Linked DNA regions of Homo sapiens: regions 1 and 2 are each linked to region 3. A link is a contact called in ENCODE Hi-C or POLR2A ChIA-PET data. All regions are on one chromosome and are shown on one strand. Each heading gives the region's core, a stretch centred on a gene start or an enhancer-like site at or near the end of the contact. The rest is flanking DNA. Distances are from core to core; before and after follow the strand shown. Region 1 holds the start of CROCC (ciliary rootlet coiled-coil, rootletin). Region 2 holds the start of ATP13A2 (ATPase cation transporting 13A2). Region 3 holds the start of DDI2 (DDI proteasomal shuttling factor 2).

Region 1 (4,301 bases), core at 1,368-3,867, 1.3 Mb after region 3:
CCACTTCCCTGAAGCATGTCGCCTTGAATAGGTGAGAGCCCAATGTCTCTGAGCCTCAGTTTTCTCATCTGGAAATAGGTTGAAGTAAGGATTTAATGAGATAATGTGAATATGCCCCCTTTGGGGCACAGCATGGAGCAGAGGGCACCCAGGGACGGAGGGCTGAGGCATAGCAGTGTAGCAGGACAAGCCGCAGGCAAAACTCTTCAGTCACCAGGTTAAAGAAGGAAGGAACTTTATTCGGCTGGGAACTTCAGGAGACTTGTGTCTTAAAAGCCGAGCTCCTCGAGTGAGCAATTCCTGTCCTTTTTTAGGGCTTACAACTCTAAGGGCAGGAGCCCAGACACGTGATGCTAATGACAATAGGAACAGTGGCCCCCATTGGCTAATAGCTCACCACCTGCCAGGTGTGGTAGGTACTATCAGTCGCATTTTTTTGTTGTTTTTGGTAGGACAGAGTCTCGCTATGTTGCCCAGGCTGGTCTCAAACTCCTGGGCTCAAGCGATTCTCCCATTTTGGCCTCCCAAAGTGCTGGGATTATAGACCTGAATCACCACACTCGGTCTAGTCTCATTTTATTTTATTTTATTTTTTTGAGACAGACTCTTGCCCTGTCACCCAGGCTGGAGTGCTGTGGCACAATCTCGGCTCACTGCAACCTCCTCCTCCTGGGTTCAAGTGATTCCCCTGCCTCAGCCTCCTGAGTAGCTAGGATTATATGCACATGCCACCACGCCCCAGCTAATTTTTTTTATATTTATTTATTTATTTATTTATATTTTTGAGACGGAGTCTTACTGTGTCGCCAGGCTGGAGTGCAGTGGCATGATCTCGCCTCACTGCAACCTCTGCCTCCCAGGTTCAAGCGATTCTCCTGACTCAGCCTCCCAGGTAGCTGGGACTACAGGTGTGCACCACCATGCCTAGCTAATTTTTGTATTTTTAATAGAGACGGGGTTTCACCATGTAGGCCAGGATGGTCTTAATCTCTTGACCTCCTGATCCGCCTGCCTCAGCATCCCAAAGTGCTGGGATTACAGGCCAATTCTTGTATTTTTAGTAGAGATGGGGTTTCACTATGTTGGCCAGGCTGGTCTCAAACTCCTGACCTCAAGTGATCTGCCCGCCTCAGCCTCCCAAAGTGCTGGAATTAGAGGCTTGAGCCACTGCACCTGGCCTGGTTTAGTCTCCTTTTAGAGATGAGAAAACTGAGGCTCAGGGAGGTAACCTGTTCAAGGTCTTACTGTCTTGAACACCATAGTTGCAAGTGACAGAGCTGAGTCTCACATGCAACCTCAGACCTGATACTGACTCCAGAGCTGTGCGCCTAAGCACTAGAGCACATAGCCTCCTTGCCCCAGGGAAAGAACAATGGGAGGTGGTGGGTGACCTCTGGGTCTCAGGGCCCTGGGATATAGGGACTGTGCCTTTTTTTTTTTTTTTTTTGAGACAAAGTTCCACTCTTGTTGCCCAGGCTGGAGTGCAATGGCGCGATCTTGGCTCACTGCAACCTCTGCCTCCTGAGTTCAATCGATTCTCCTGCCTCAGCCTCCCAAGTAGCTGGGATTACAGGTGTGCACCACCACACCCGGCTAATTTTTGTATTTTTGGTAGAGACGGGGTTTCACCATATTGGTCAGGCTGATCTTGAACTCCTGACCTCAGGTGATCCACCCGCTTTGTCCTCCCAAAATGCCGAGATTACAGGCATGAGTGCCTGCGCCTGGCTGGGACTGTACCTTCTGGATTTTCAAATGAATGAAATGAGTATTTCTTGAGTGTTGGCCACGTGACCCCCCAGCACCATGTCATGTGCTGGGTATGCACACACGATACTGTTTCATCCCCGGACGGCTCCGAGAGATGAGTACCAATATTATCACATCTTACGTAAGAGGACACTGAGTCTCAGAGAGGCAAAGTCAGTGTCCCTGGTGCACCCAGCTAGTGGGGGCTGGGGTGGGTGTGAAGGGGCCAGAAGCTTCCCAATAAGTGCCTGAAGGGCAAGGCTAGGGCATTTGTAGTTCGAGGCTCTACCACTGTGTCTAGGTCAGACCTAGGAATGCCGCAGGTGTTGCATAAATGCTCATCAGTCCAGGCTGGACCGCTCATGCCCAACTAAGTGCCAAGCCTGGCCTGGGTGATCTCACAGCCTGCATTCTTTGCCCTACACCTGTTGTGGGAAAACATACTCCCAGCATGCTGTAAATCCTCTCATTCTTAGCTAACCATGTGACTCCCGTTCTGGGCCAGAAAGATGGTCACAAATACTTAGGACTCTGGCCTTTCCCGCCGCATGGCTACTGACCCCACCCCCTGGGCTTGGAGGGCTCTAGGACCCAGCAACCTGCGCAGGGTGAAGAGTGTGTGAGGTCCTGACCTCCAGGTGTCTCCCCTGTTTCCTCCTCCCATTCCCTCTTCTCTCTCCTCCCTCCTTTTCTCTCCCTTCTCCTCCCCTCTCTTCATCCTTCCTCTTCCTTTGGCTCCCTGCCTCTGCTTCCCTCCTCTCCTGTCCTTTCCCATCCCCTCCCTCCTCAGCCCACATCCTGCTCCTCCCACCGCGGTGGTCACATGGGGGCGCCGCCGGATTTAAGCTTAATCTGCCTGGTGCTCAGCACAGCATCCTGGCTGTGGCGCGTGCTGACTGAGCTAGTCTTGGGGTCCTGGAGAAGGGGGCTGGAGGCATGCCCACAGCCTCCCCCCCATGAGCTTGGGGCTGGCGGGGGCACAGGAGGTGGAGCTGACACTAGAGACGGTTATCCAGGTGGGTCCTGGGGGCTGTGCCCACCCTGTCTGGGGCGGGGCAGCGTGGACTTAACAGGAGTGGTGAGAGGTGTGTGCGTCTTGGGGATCAAGGGGTGGGAGAGGTGTGGTGGTGGTGGGGTATACAGGGGCCCCCCGCTTGCAGTTCCTGGCAAGATGGGGGGCAGAGGTACACACAGGGTGCACCTGCTGTGGCTCCCTCATCCCAGTGCCCTGGGTTGGGAGAAGGGGGTCTCTACTGCCAGATTTTAGGGCTTGGGGGACCTCTGGCATAGCCAGATCCTCATCCATCTAGGGTCGGAACCGGATTGGGGCCCCCAACACTGGACTGCCTCCAGTGGGGTTTGGGAGTTACCCGTAGGGTTTGGTTCTCATCTCTGGCCCTGGGCCTTCTTCCTGGGGCAGTGAGCACACAAGAGGCTCTTTGCATGGGGATTTTTTGGATTCTAACTCCCAGGCTTCACTCCATCTTGAGGGGGCTCCTGGGGACCTGTATCTTGGGCAGTAGGATTCTGTGGCTCTCCCCACGAGGCCAGGGAGCCCCGGGTCCCATGTCCCCTGAAGACCCTCTCGCTTTTCCCACAGACACTGGAGAGCAGCGTCCTGTGCCAGGAGAAAGGCTTGGGCGCGCGGGACCTGGCCCAGGACGCTCAGATCACCAGCCTGCCTGCCCTTATCAGGGAGATTGTCACCCGCAACCTCTCCCAGCCTGAGAGCCCAGGTGCCACCCCCATCCGCTCCCCTCCACAAACACCACCCACATTTTACCTCTTCTCATGTCCCTTTCCTGAGCAGTCACCATGATGATCATGACTGTAACTCACTGTGGGGCAGGCACAGCTTTATGACAGAAGAACCCATTTTACAGATGAGGAAACAGAGGCTCAGGGATGTAATTTGTCCAGACTTATTCCGCATGTGGTGCAACTAGAAGGAAGGGCCGAGCATCTCCTGCGTGCTTGCCTGTAGCCTGCTGCAGAGATGTGAACCCCAAATCCCGTATTCCCACCCGGGGAAGGTGTGAGCTGGCTGAACCCAAGATACAGGAAGAGGGCAGCTCAGCTCAGACCAGGGTTTTGCGGAAGTCTGAGTGGATGGCGCCGTCCATCCGTTTCCCACGTGGGCAGGAAGGCGGATGGTCCCTGCTCCTCTCAGTGGGTGGCGCACACGGTGTAGTTATGTGGCTTGAGGATCTGGGAAAGGCACACTCAGTTGCAGCTGGTGTGCTGGCGTGTGGCGTTTTGGTGCTCTAACCATTGTCTGTGTTCAACTCCCAAGCTACAGACGGGCCCCCTCCTTGGGAGCGCCAGGGATGTTGGCGCCCTGGAGCCCCAGACAGGGAGAGACTCAGAGGGCCCTCACCCTGACACCTGGGGTGTATGTCCAGTTCTCCCAGGGTAGAAGGGGAACCCACAGGAGGTGGACAACCCCGCTTCTCCCGCTGGCCTTTCTTTCCCTCTTCTCTCTTTCTCCTTCTCCTCACAACCTGACCTATGCTATGCTCTCCTGAGCCCTAGCCTTTAAAGTTCCATGAAGC
Region 2 (4,034 bases), core at 1,465-3,964, 1.4 Mb after region 3:
TCAGGCTCAGATGGGTGTCACTGCCCTTACTGCTCACAGTACCTGCCATGTGCTCAGGGGTCAGGAAACACTGATTGACCGACTGACTGAATGAATGAATGTCTGTCTCTTGGACACAACAGAGCTTGAAGGCAAAGGTGCTGGGAGTTGGGGGGAGGGGCTTGAGCCTCTTCCTTTTTTTTTTTTTTTTTTTTTTTAAAAGAGACAGGGTCTCACTCTGTCACCCAGGCTGGAGCACAGTGGCATGATCCTAGCTCACTGGAGCCTTGACCTCCTAGGCTAAAGGAGGTACTCTTGCCTCTGCCTCCCAAGTAGCTGGCACTACAGGCAGGTGCCACTGCACCAGGCTAATTTTTTTTTAGTAGGGACAGGGTCTCATTTTGTTGCCCAGGCTGATCTTGAACTCCCGGCCTCATGCTGATCCTCCTACCTCAGCCTCCCAAAGTGCTGGGATTACAGGTGTGAGCCACCACACCCGGCCTCAAGACTCTTTATGAAGAAAAGGTTCTTCAAAAAGAGGGCAGAGTCCCCAGTATGTAAACAGCGGTCCCCCTGGGAAGTTCTTCCTCATGGCAATCGTATGACTGTCACTTCACAATGACACTCTCTCAGTCAACCTTGGCAAAGAGGAAAAGGGGAGTGGAACTTGAGGGAGGAAGTCACAGCTGTGGAAACCTCCAGAGCCCCTCCCTGCAGGGATCAAGCCCAGGGCACTCTCTCCTGCAGTACATCTGTTTATCCCCAGCCACAGCCCAGTCTCCCCAGGGCTTCTGTGGGCTCAGACCAGCCCAGAACAGGCACCCACAGGCTGTGTGGGGGGGCGAGAGCACCTTCATGATGGCATTGCTCTTTTTTTTGAGATGGAGTCTTCCCCCCCCGTTCCCCCCTTCCCCCCTGCCCGTCTCCCAGGCTGGAGTGCAGTGGAGAGATCTCAGCTCACTGCACCCTCCACCTCCCAGGTTCAAGCAATTCTCCTGCCTCAGTTCCTGAAGTAGCTGAGACTACAGGCACATGCCACCACACTCAGCTAATTTTTGTATTTTTAGTAGAGACGGGGTTTCCCCATGTTGGCCAGACTGGTCTTGAACTCCTGACCTCAAGTAATCCGCCTGCCTCAGGCTCCCAAAGTGCTGGGATTACAGGCGTGAGCCACCACGCCTGGCCTGTCATTGCTCTTCTGATGAACAGCAGCTCCCATGGAGTGCTCACCATGCCCTGCGGAAGCCCTTCAGTGTGCTAACTCAATGAAGCTTCACACACAACCCTCTGGGGTAGTGACTATTATTATCCCCATTGTACACCTGGGGAAACTGAGGAACAGCATGTGAATCCCTTGTCCAGGGTCATAGAGCTTGAAAGGGGAGAAGCTGGAAATGAGTGTGTCTGAATGGGCACATTCTTTCCCACAGCCATTCCATGAAAAGTACAGATTAGGATTCCCATTTAAAACGAGGCCCAGAGGAGTAGATTGACAAGCACAAAGTCACACAGCTATGAGGGGCCAAGACTGGACTTGAACCTCGTCTGAGGTCACAGCTCGGGGCAGTGTCACCAGCACTGTGGATCAGAGGGGCTAGAGCCATTTGGGACCTCTTATTTCCTGCGGAAGCCTTGGCTTCCTGCTGGTGACCTGGCAGCGGCCCAGGGCGGCTGCCTCCTCCCTGGCTGTGGTTCCCGGCGGCGGGGAGCTCCTGTCTTCTGCCAGGCTGAGGCGGGAGTGTGTGTGAACCATCTTCCCATCTTTGGATCTGGATTCTAGGGGCTGTCTTTCCTCATTCCTTCCCCTCCCTCGCCGGGGGGTGCACTCTAGGCTGTGGGGCTGGGGGCTGAGTGACAGACACTGAGATGAGACCTTTCTGGATAGGGGAGGAGGACTGGCCCCATTCCCGGCAGGTGGGATTTAAATTAGACCCTGGAGGAGTGGGCGTAGGACATCTGGCCAGGGATGGGTTGCATGGAGGGTGTGGCCCTTGGCCCTGGGTGTGACGGGTTTTCTCTGGGGTCTGAGGCAGGAGGTCAGGAGTGGCGCTGTGGCCCAGGACATCTACCCAGGAAATGGAGTCCCGACTCCCCCAACGCCATTCATTCATTCATTCAGCCCAGAGGGGTTGCCCAGAGGCCCGAGGATGCAGCCGTCTCCCCCACCTGGACATCCGTCACTCGGGGTGGGATCCGATTAAGTGGGCGTGGGGTGGCCTCCCCGTCCCCGCACGGCCCCAGGACCCTCTTGCACAAGCGCCCGGCTTCCAATCCCGCGGCTGAGGGGTGCAGGGGAGGGGAGGGACCGGCTGCGAGCGGCGGCGCCATCCCCAGCCCCGGCGTCTCTGGGAAGAAACCGGGGCCGAGTCCCCGTCAAAAGGGAGGGGACGGGCCAGGATCCCCAACCAGGTCCCGCTTCCTGGGCTCGCGACCCCGCGGTGGGGGGCGTCGCCTCCCCTCTCCCTCCAAGGGGTGACGACAACTGGCGGGCCGGGGACCGCGCCGGGCTCGGGGCCGACCCGGACTCCGCACTCACCTGCGCTCATGCCGGCTCCTCGCGCTCATCGCCGGCCCCGGCGCTGCGGCCCTCGGCCTGGGCCCCGGCGTGCGCAAGGCCCTGGGCGGGGGCGCGGTCCGGACGGCCCGGGGCGAGGGGCGCTGGGCTAGCGCGGGGCTGGAGCAGGGCTGACGCGGGCGGGGCACCTGGGCCACCAGGCTCGGCGCGGCTCCGACACTGCCGCAGTCCCTCCGTGCGCGCCGCAAGCCCCGCCCGGCCCTCTGCGGCCCTCGCAGCGCCCGCGCCGGGGCTGCCGGGACTTGTAGTCCCCGCCTGCTCCTCCGCACACACCGGGGGCGGGGCGACCGGAGACACACACCTCACGGAGGTAGCCCCCGCCAGCACGTCCCAGTGGTTAGGGACTGTGCGTGCTGGTCCAGCTCTCCATGTCTTCCAGGCCGCGCGACCGTGAGCAAGTCACTGATCCTCTCTGGCCCTCTTTTCCCAACCTGTAGGATAGCAATGCCTGCTTCACAGAGAACTGCTGCGAGGATCACACAAGAAAATGCTTGTCAACTGGGCGTGGTGGCGCATGCCTGTAATCCCAGCTACTCGGAGACTAAGCCAGGAGAATCGCTTGAACCCAGGAGGCGGAGGTTGCTGTGAGCCGGGATCATGCCATTGCACTCCAGCATGGGCAAAAAGAGCGAAACTCTGTCTCAAAAAAAAAAAAAAAAGAAAATGCGTATCAAGCACTTGAGACAGTGCCTGGCGCTGCTTGATGAATGCAAAGAAGGAAGACACACCTGCCCAGAGATTCACAGGGTCAGATGTGGGCCCACAGAGACCCAGGGAGAGTCTGCCATGATGCACTGGAGGCCTTGAAATGCCAGAGAAAGAGAAGCCTCACAGCGTGACCTGCAGACACACCTGCACTGGGGGGATTCATGAAGACCCCTGAAAGGCACCAGAGATGTCTTACCTGCGTGCAGCATTTATCCTGCTACCCCATAGTGACCGGCACAGGCATAGTGTTCCCTGTCTCCAGGACCTCTGGACAGAGGAGCTCCAAAGGGGAGAGTGGATCTGTGAGATCCTAGGGCAAACAAGGGAAGGTTCACGTTAGGGCCAAGGATAGACGTGGGCAGGATCACTGGTCATTTGTCCAGTATGAATTTATGGAGTGCCAGCACCACTGTGGGAGCCAGGAACGTGAGAGTGAACAAAACAGAGATGCCCCTGTCCCTGCGGAGACTGCTGTCTACTGGGAAGTAGCCCTAGTCAAGGAAAGGAAAACTCCAACGATCCCTATTGTGGAAGGGGCTGGAAGGAGACACAGCTGTGATGGTGGTGAGGGTGTGGGTAGGGGATAGACCCCAGGAGGGAAAGCAGCACCTGATTCATAGCAAGATCCCAGTGAACATTTGGTACAGGAACACACGTTGGCAGGACTTGCTGGTGGATAGGATGTGGGGGTGCAGGAATGTGTGGAATTCAAGATGCTCCCCAGGGTTTTGGCCTGAGCAGCTGGGTGCCAGTGGAGCCATTTACTCAGCTG
Region 3 (4,119 bases), core at 275-2,774:
TATTGGCCCTGATTTCAGTGAGCCACTCAACCAGTGCTGTTGCTACCTCCAGGCCTTCTCTCCTGTGAGAAAACAAACCCTTGTTTGTTTAAGCCACTGATAGTCAAGCTTTCTGTTGCTCCTAGGGGATATAAGCATTCTCACTCCCCTGTGCCTCTACTTTCTCTTTTTTTTTTTTTTTTTTGAGACAGAGTCTCGCTCTGTCTCCCAGGCTAGAGTGCAGTGACCTGATCTCGGCTCACTACAACCTCCGCCTCCCGCGTTCAAGTGACCCTCCTGCCTCAGCCTCCCGAGTAGCTGGGACTATAGGTGTCCGCCACCATGCCCGGCTAATTTTTGTATTTTTAGTAGAGACGGGGTTTCACCATATTGGCCAAGCTGGTCTCGAACTCCTGACCTTGTGATCCGCCCGCCTTGGCCTCCCAAAGTGCTGGGATTACAGGCGTGAGCCACCGCGCCCAGCTCCTCTAATTTCTCTTTGTAAAAGCCTTCAGCTGCTAATTCTCCCTTTCCTGCCACCAACAGCCTACTTACTACCTACTTACCTGCACCCACAGCCATCTTATTTGCTCCTTCTCTCCTGTTAAAATGGAAAAGGGCTCCCTACCATGGAGGGGGAGTGGGAGTAAATGGAAAGATGCTAATCTGGCATCCATTACAAGTTCATCTTTCAGTTTTGGTTTTCTTACTCATCCGCACCTTAGTTCTGGGCCTCTACCACTCATCAGCTGTGTGCCTTAAAAACAGGCCATTAAAGTAGCAAATATTTATTGAGTAGATTCTAAGCTGTGCCCAAAAAGGCACTGCGCTAGGTGGTAGGAGTTGCTAGGGCTAGGAAACAGACACAGTCCAAGTAGAGAGAAAATTATTTACAAGACAGGGGAATGGAGCCTTGGAGGAACTGACCTATGTGGCTGGGAGGGCAGAGAATGTGGGAAGAGCTCGGAAGAAGGGGCTGGGGAGGTAGGCGTGGGCCACAGCCAACTGGCTTCTGTAGACTAGGGAGGGTAATGATTTTGGTTTCAATCCTAAATCACTAAGACAGGAAGTGAATTACTCTGTCGGAGCCTCAATTTCTACCTCGAAAAATATGTTTTATTACTAACTCCTGTACTAGATTGAGAGTTACGGAGAAGGATTTATCCTTTTATTCATTTCTGCATCGCCAGCGCCCGACACATGGTAGGCGCTTAATCAATGCCTGTTCGGTGAATAAATAAGACCGGGGACTCCTCCACAGACTTCTGTCATTAAGTCAACCAGTCAGCAGAGATTTCCTTCTCCGCGTTCCTTTCCTTCCCTCCCCTTTTCTTGCCCTTCCTCCCTCTCCTCTTCCACGCCCCCTTCCCACTCCTCCCCCTCCTATCCTCTCCTGGCTTCCTCCTCCTCTTCCCGGCCCCGCCCCCCGCTGCGTTGCGAAGGCGGGGAAGGCGAGGCGGGCTTTACGGCAGCCGCGTTGCGGCGGGGCGGGGCGCCGGGCGGCCGGCGCGCTTGGCGGCAGCCGTGGGAGGCAGGCCGGCAGGCAGACGGACTCGCAGGCGTGTGGCGGCGGCCGTGCTTGCTAGTGAGGGCGGGAGGGAGTGACTCACTGAGCGTGTGTGAGGGAGGGAGCGAGCGAGCGAACGAGCAGCCGGCGCCGTCCTCCCGCAGCACCAGCCAGGCCACGCCGCCGCCTCTTCCCCTGCGCCCCGCGCCCAGGCCGGGCCGAGCCGAGCCGAGCCGGGTCGGGCCCGGGCCATGCTGCTCACCGTGTACTGTGTGCGGAGGGACCTCTCCGAGGTGACCTTTTCCCTCCAGGTCGACGCCGACTTCGAGCTGCACAACTTCCGCGCGCTGTGCGAGCTCGAGTCTGGCATCCCCGCAGCCGAGAGCCAGGTACGCCGGGCAGCGAGCCGGGCCTGCCCCGGAGCTAAGCCCTCCCCGCCTCGGGGCCTCACTCCCTCCCTTTGCTACTGGTGAAGAATTGGGGGCTGGGGGGAGCAAGGATAGCCATTCTCAGGTCACCCCCGCATCCGGAAAGGAGCTGGGGAGCTGGCATCAGTAGCTGCCCTCACACACTCCGAGCATGGGGTGGGGTACGAGGAGAGGGAGCGGAGAACCTGACCGCAGACGCACCCACTGCAGCGTGAGGGGCGCGTGGACTGTTGAGCAGCGCTAACCCTCCCCACCTTTGGCTCTTTGGCCCTTCCCTGTTTCTAATCCCGAGTGTAGGATATCGTTGTGGACCTCAGAAGCAGCCCTGGGTTTGCTAGGATTCATACATCCTGCAAACCAGAAATACCAGTTTGGATCACTGTGGTAGATAGATGTTCCTCTGCTTTTTTTTTTTTTTTTTTCTGGAGAGGGTTTCTGCTTAAATATACGCAGTTTACCTTTAAATGCACAGATTTGCACTTCCGGTGAAAGAAAAAGTTTAAGACTTGCACTACCTCATTTTGGGGTCTTTGGAAATGCTCTTTACCCACCACATGCGTTTCTGGTTAAATTCTTTTGAAAAACAGTACCTATTGGTTCAACTCAAGCTGTTTGTTTGTTTCGGTTCTACCCTGGTAGTAAGCCAGAAGGCCCTTTTTCTTTCAGGTCACAGTTCAGAGTTTGGGTCAGTTCAAAGCTCAATGCTTTAAAAGGATATTTGCTTGGAAACGGCCTAGTATCAGTGCTGTTTGGTGGTTTCATTTCCCTACTCAGCTTGCTGGAAAGAAGTTCAGCCTCTCATATTTTAACTAAGCAAAGTAATTCTCAAAATGCTTTGGGGCTGCCCCTAGTCTTTATCAAACAGAATCGGTGACACTAACGCTGTAAACTTTACACTAAAACACTTAGATCATGACTTAATAAATTTAGCCTGGAGGAAATAGTCTAAACATTAAGAAAATTATAGAGGTCTCCCAAGTCTCCATCAAGTAAATCTTGATTTTCTACTGCAGTTATGAAATAGTTTACAAAACGATTGCCCAACTGCAGCTTGTTCTGCTGTCTTATGGTAAACACGTGTCAATACTTTGTTCAGAAGTATGATTCCTTTACACAATGTGAACTTTAGAACCTTGGCATAAAGCTGTTCAGAAAGAATTTAAAAAGTTAATCCACAAAAGCTCAGGAACCAGTTCTGTCAGTGAATGCCTCATGTGGAGAACTAGGAAAGGACTGTTTAAATAGAGAAAATAAACTCTTCAATTTTTTTTCTTTTTTTGTTTTTGTTTTTGAGACGGAGTCTTGCTCTGTCGCCCATGCTGGAGTGCAGTGGTGCGTTCTCGACTCACTGCAACCCCAGTCTCCCGGGTTCAAGCGATTCTCCTGCCTCAGCCTCCTGAGTAACTGGGACTACGGGCGCGCGCCACCACGCCTGGCTAATTTTTGTAATTTTTTTTTAGTAGAGACGGGGTTTCACCATGTTGACCAGGCTGATTTCAAACTCCTGACCTCTAGTGATCTGCCCGCCTCGGCCTCCCAAAATGCTGCGATTACAGGTGTGAGCCACCGTTCCCGGACAACTCTTCAATTTTTGATAGTGGCTTTTTCTTTTCTTTTCTTTTCTTTTTTTTTTTTCGAGACGGAGTCTCTGTCGCCTAGGCTGGAGTGCAGTGGCGCGATCTCGGCTTACTGCAAGCTCCACCTCCCGGGTTCGTGCCATTCTCCTGCCTCAGCCTCCCGAGTAGCTGGGACTACAGGCGCCCACCACCGCGCCCGACTCATTTTTTGTATTTTTAGTAGAGAAGGGGTTTCACCATGTTAGCCAGGATGGTCTCGATCTCCTGACCTCGTGGTCTGCCCGCCTCGGCCTTCCAAAGTGCTGTGAGCCACCGCACCCGGCCCGATAGTGGCTTTTTCAATTGTTTTTTCCTCTAGCTGTTATATTACCCTGGTTATGATCACCGGCTGGTAGGGAAAATAAGAAATTAAAATGTAAATTGATTTTGTTGTTAGGGCTTGGGAAAAGACAGAGGTTGAGGTTGTTTCCATTCCTGCACTTTTTGTGATGGCTGAAACAAGAAATTTAAGTCAAAGGGATACCTGACACCCCCTTTAATTGACTTAAATTTCTTGTTACAGCCATCATAAAAGACGATTTATTGTGTGGTCAGCCAGACATTGCCCTCTGCCAGTTGGTAAAGTTAG

What was found. Hi-C counts contacts between places; a loop is a spot of excess contacts on that map. ChIA-PET counts read pairs that join two places held with the same protein, here RNA polymerase II (POLR2A). Pooled maps may share reads with other maps.
Region 1: a pooled map shows a loop between it and region 3 (6-fold over the local background). The contact joins the promoter of CROCC here to the promoter of DDI2 in region 3. A Hi-C loop is called at or near these places in 1 of 168 maps with a recorded cell type or tissue (naive thymus-derived CD4-positive, alpha-beta T cell) and 9 of 50 pooled maps. POLR2A ChIA-PET finds 5 or more read pairs at or near these places in 1 of 52 experiments (BJ).
Region 2: a loop to region 3 is called in a map of heart right ventricle, with 22 times the contacts of the local background. The contact joins the promoter of ATP13A2 here to the promoter of DDI2 in region 3. A Hi-C loop is called at or near these places in 1 of 168 maps with a recorded cell type or tissue (heart right ventricle) and 1 of 50 pooled maps. POLR2A ChIA-PET finds 5 or more read pairs at or near these places in 1 of 52 experiments (B cell).

The regions. Positions count from the first base shown.
Region 1 is chr1:16,919,314-16,923,614 of GRCh38, forward strand. CROCC (ciliary rootlet coiled-coil, rootletin) reads left to right here and starts at 2,618. Exons shown (of 37, transcript NM_014675.5): 1 at 2,618-2,765; 2 at 3,350-3,485. The coding sequence starts at 2,706. RefSeq lists enhancers at 1,260-2,032, 2,033-2,804, 2,805-3,576, 3,577-4,301.
Region 2 is chr1:17,009,214-17,013,247 of GRCh38, forward strand. It overlaps ATP13A2 (ATPase cation transporting 13A2), which reads right to left and starts at 2,715. Exons shown (of 29, transcript NM_022089.4): 1 at 2,516-2,715. The coding sequence starts at 2,525. RefSeq lists enhancers at 967-1,046, 1,810-1,859 and a silencer at 2,350-2,879.
Region 3 is chr1:15,615,934-15,620,052 of GRCh38, forward strand. It overlaps DDI2 (DDI proteasomal shuttling factor 2), which reads left to right and starts at 1,525. Exons shown (of 10, transcript NM_032341.5): 1 at 1,525-1,875. The coding sequence starts at 1,738. RefSeq lists a silencer at 1,279-1,848.